Regions from separate parts of the Homo sapiens genome. Here region 2 is linked to region 1. Evidence: chromatin loops called from intact Hi-C (ENCODE). Cell type or tissue: endothelial cell of umbilical vein. All regions are shown on one strand.

Region 1 (2,500 bases):
GAAAATGTTGATGGGGCACCAGCACAGGATGCAAATCAGACCCTTCATAATTAGAGTAACCTAGCTCTTGACATAATACCTTCAAAATTACTCATATTCATTCTAACAAATGTTTAACCTTATTTTTGCTCCAGATAAACATGAGTTAAATGTGTACTCCACTTGAAGAAAAACAGTATCAAGCCCCTTCCTGACTTACCATATAATTCAATTTGGCAGAAATCACTTCTGACTCACAAAACAATAACTTTGAGGCAGTTTTCCAGTTGCACTCTAAATTATTTCATTTACAAAGAATCAGTCTTATATGCAATTTATAACACACAAATGCCTACCTACTTCTATTCAGGAATACATCTGCAGCCTGATGAAGGAAGATTCCAGAAGGTGAAAAATTGAGAGCTTGAAAATTCAGTTTCTCTTTTAGACTTTCTCTACAGTAGGCTCACTATCACATTCTCTTCTCGCAAAAGGAAACTGCTTTTTAATAATTTTATTTTCTTTTTCCCATTTTTCAAAAAATCTAGTATGCCAGAACTTAATGAGTTCTAACTGGAAAAGACTCCTTGGGCCTTTCAACAAATACAAGATTGTTCCAAACAGAAATCTAACTATTAAACAAGGAGCTGAAGTCATTTCAGAAACAAGCAGGTGGTGTCCATTCAGCTTCAGGTATACTGATCCCAGGGCCAACCAAAGATGTCAAAAATGACCAGCTTAAATTTTAGCCCTACTCGAACAGGAGCTACATCAACGTGCACCTGAACTCCGGGGAATCCATAGACTAAAACAGCCAGCGTTAGCCATCTGGGTGGTTGTGAGGTACCCATCCCCTCTTTATGGAGTGCCAACTGAGAAGGAGAGGTTCTAGACATAACCTCAGACGTTTCCTGTGGAGACCAACAGAAATACCCAGATGTAGGAGAGGAAATACACAAAGCCAAGGAGTGGGGTTTGAGGTATTTGTTCCAGCTTAAGGAAACGACGGTTTTGCCTTCCTTTACTCACTGCACAGAGCTCTAGAGTTTTGCAAACCTCTTTATCCCTCTTCCCCTGAGACGAGTGCTCTCCACACGAAGCACATGAATGTGAGGGGGAATTGGTCGGCGTGTAAGAGACACGTTAGAAATGCTTTCCTAGTTTTCATTCGGGATGACACTGGCGCCCTCGCGTGGTACGTAAGTCAATCCTCCGCGTGCATGGGATGCTGGTGCTCTTCCATGCCTGTTAGTTTTGGTATATGGCAACCCATTGCAGGGGACCTGTGCCCCTAACTGGTGATTATACTACTAAATTTTAAATTAAAATTATTCCTCACATAGTAGACAACAGGTTAAAAAAATTTCTGCAAAGAAACTACAGATAGAAAACATGAGCAAATAAGAACATGTCAGAGCTGGCACTTGATATTCCCAGGAATGACAATCCAGTCATATCTGACAATCATCATCATCATATCTAGCCAAAATACTCTGAAACGCTCAAGGGGAGAGTTGAAATATGGAATTATACTCGCTATTGTTAATGATGAATTTTGCCTTGAGATATTAGCTAATGATAGCAGGAAGTCTTTGCTCTTAGCAAGACAGTAAATGAGTTACTGTGTGAAAAACACTTAAATCAATGCCTGGCATACAATTAACACTGTATCACTGTTAGCTGTTGTTATTTTAAAACGTTGCCTTTTCATCTTTATTGCCCTTAAATTATTAAAACATTTAAAAATTTTAAATGTATCTTTATAGTTTTAAAATAATTATATACTTTATGGATACACAGTAGTAGGTTATATATCAATAAATGATCAATAAATGAACAAACACATTGGGGGTGCATTTTTTTTCTAAGAGACAAGGTCTTGCTCTGTCACCCAAGCTGGAGTGCAGTGGCATGATCATAGTTCACTGCAGCCTCAGTCTCCTGGGTTCAAGCCATCCTCCCACCTCAGCCTCCTGAGTAGATGGGACCATGAGTGCACCACCACACCAGGCTTTATTTTTTATTTTTATTTTTGTAGAGATGAGTTCTCCTTATTTTGCCCAAGCTAGTCTGGAACTCCTGGCCTCAAGCTATCCTCCCACGTTGGCCGCCCCAAGAAGCTAGGACTACAGGCATGTGCCACCACACCTGGCTAATTTTTAAATTTTTTGTAGAGAGGGTCTTGCTATGTTGCCCAGGCTGGGTCTCAAACTCCTGGCCTCAAGTGACCCTCCTGCCTTGGTCTCCCAATGCTGTGAAATTACAGGCATGAGCCACCACACCCTGCCAAAAAAATTGTTTTTAACTTACGATTTGGAGACTGTTAATTTAGAAATAGTTGTCTGAAGGGAAAAAGTGGTATCCTCCTGGTAGCATTCACAAGTCCTTAGCTTATTTAATATTATTCTTCCCTTTGCCACCCTAACTATTCAGGTATTTATACAACCGGTGGAGGGGCCATATCAACAGCAGGAAAGGCCTATCACAAATGTAGAAATCCCACTTTGAGTGACATCTCATC
Region 2 (2,500 bases), 53 kb after region 1:
AGGGTTCAGCTCCTAGTTTTGACCTCCCTGCTCTCAAACCTTCCCACTAGGAACTTCACCCTCACTTGAATTCCAACTGTATTCTCTCTGGATCATTTTTTCTGGCCCTTTGTCATTTTTTTAAAATCTCTTCTAGATTATTAAAGGTCTCACTTAACCTCCGTCTCCCGGGCTCAAGCTATTCTCATGTCTCAGCCTCCTGAGTAGCTGGGACTACAGGCATGTGCCACCACGTCCTGCTAATTTTTTTTATTTCTAGTAGAGATGGGGTTTTGCCATGTTGCCCAGGCTGGTCTCGAACCCTGGGATCAAATGATCCACCTGCCTTGGCCTCCCACAGTGCTGGGATTACAGGCCTGAGCCACCATGCCTGGCCTAAAGGGCTCACTTCTAACAGGTTTCTCTTTCTAGGTAAAGAGAATATTAAAAAGTATATTTTTCAGACTCCCTATAAGACCCAGTTAAACACCCAAATTGTTCTTGACCAGTAGTAACCACTTAATGCATAAGTAGCCACAGCGACTATTGGGTCCCAGCTCAGTTTATAAATTCCCTAAACTTCCAGCTCAGCAAAAGAGCTTTTTCTCAGCATGCATTTATACAAGCCAACGTCTGTGGTGAACTCCAAGCATTCTCTTCCAAGCAGTCTAGTTATGTCAGATGTGGGAGGGGTGTCATTGGAGTAAGAAACTGCGAAGAGGGAAAGCCAAGAGACTTGTGTCAAGCTGTTTTTTTACTCTCTTCTTCCTGTGTCCCTTGATCTCAGCAGGGCTCCCCGACCCTGTCCTTTTGATGTCTTGCTATCCCACTGGGAGGTAAAGAGCCTGTCCAGTTCCTCCAGGACTAGGGTTTGGAGCACTGACTTTGGTACTTCCTGACATCTACACTTATCCCCTCTGGTGGTTTTAAAGCCTGTTCACAAATTCCTTGACATCCATCCCTTCAAAAAGTGAAGCCTAATTCCCTCCCTCCTAAGTGTGGGCAAGACTTAATGACTTGCATCTAGTTTATAAAATATGGTGGCAGGAAGAGTGTGTAAACAGGTGGTAAAAGACATCAAGGCTTCCTCTTTGCTCTTTTGGATCATTCACCACGAGGAAGTCAGCTACTATGTCATGAGGGCACACGGCAAAGAACTGAGGTTTCCTACCAAAAACTAGCACTAACTGGCCAACCACAGGAGTGAGCCATTTCAGATAGGATCCTCCAGCACCAGTCAAATCTTCAGATGCCTATGACTCCAGCTAATATCAGGATGGGAACCTCATGAGAGGCTGAGCCAGAAATACCCAGATAAGCCGCTCCCAGATTCCTGACCCACAGAAACAGTGTGACATAATAAATACTTGTTTTAGGCCACTGAGACTGGGATAACCTGTACAGCAATAGATAACTAGTACAGCACTGTTCCCCTTTCTCCATTCTGTCACTTAGAATTGAGTCCATGACGCTCATCCCTAGGGATGAGCTCCTTCAAGGCCAGTCTTAATCAGTATTTCTCTACCCTGCTCCCTTCCACCCCACACCCCATGCTTTCCCCCTCCTGCCTCAAGGTTTCACATACAGCAGGCATTCCACAAATGTTTATTCAAGAAATACCTCCAGTTCCAGCCTTTCCTGTGGCTCATTCACAACCCAGAAAAATGTACCAAAAAGCTGAGTTGATCCTCGAATGCTTACAGAACTTAAGACAGTGCATGGTAATTTGTAACCTGTCTCCTGATTATGAAGAGTTTATTATTAATACAGGATCTGGATTTGGAGCATTAAATTTGGCTGACACTTTCATCTGTCTGTGCTAATCTAATGCTAAGTCATAGCTTCAATGCCTTTATCTCCATGGTCCTCACTTCAGATAATCAGTCATTTACTTTATCAGTCACTTACTGCACATTAGAAGTGCTGAAAATTCTATTTTACACCAGAGCAATGGTCCTTCAAACTTTGTATCTTTAAACTTTCCCCTTTGATTGTTTTGCCCTCTTACCTACTTTCCTTCTGAATTCACCTTCCTGCCTCCTCCCATAGACCCATATTAGTGCTAAATATAACCGCAGGGAAACAAAACACGCTAGGATCTCATCATAGCTGATACAATGACTTTAAAGTAGCTTCCTCTCCTGAAATACATCTTATGAGCACTATTTTTTTTTTTTTTTTTTTTTTTTTTTTTTTGAGACAGAGTCTCACTCTGTCACCCAGGCTGGAGTGCAGTGGCGCGATCTCGGCTCACTGCAAGCTCCGCCTCCCGGATTCACGCCATTCTCCTGCCTCAGCCTCCCAAATAGCTGGGACTACAGGTGCCTGCCACCACACCTGGCTATTTTTTTTTTTTCTGTATTTTTAGTAGAAACGGGGTTTCACCGTGTTAGCCAGGATGGTCTTGACTTATGAGTACATTTATCCAGCAAAGAAAGCAAATGTTCTTTTGGAATTTGCTTATGATGCCCAAAAACCAGTGTTAGGAGCAAAATGCATTGCCTTTTCATGGGCATCACAG

What was found. Hi-C counts contacts between places; a loop is a spot of excess contacts. Peaks named below come from ENCODE experiments on the same cell type or tissue, not always from the same donor. Only the 100,000 strongest peaks of a DNase experiment are listed, where the experiment ranks them.
Region 2: a loop joins it to region 1, with 2.5 times the contacts of the local background. A loop is called at or near these places in 3 of 110 quality-filtered maps.

The regions. Positions count from the first base shown.
Region 1 is chr12:62,812,251-62,814,750 of GRCh38, forward strand. All of the region lies in intron 2 of PPM1H (protein phosphatase, Mg2+/Mn2+ dependent 1H), which reads right to left. Among named protein-coding and RNA genes, the nearest start is that of PPM1H, 120 kb to the right of the region's middle. In endothelial cell of umbilical vein, a CTCF peak has its summit at 1,179 (motif pointing left); a DNase peak (open chromatin) is centred at 1,131.
Region 2 is chr12:62,865,421-62,867,920 of GRCh38, forward strand. All of the region lies in intron 1 of PPM1H (protein phosphatase, Mg2+/Mn2+ dependent 1H), which reads right to left. The region is part of intron 2 of LOC105369795 (a long non-coding RNA gene); the gene reads left to right. Among named protein-coding and RNA genes, the nearest start is that of PPM1H, 68 kb to the right of the region's middle. RefSeq lists an enhancer at 350-1,179. In endothelial cell of umbilical vein, no CTCF peak of the experiment used is centred here; a DNase peak (open chromatin) is centred at 1,551; H3K27ac peaks cover 1,523 bases.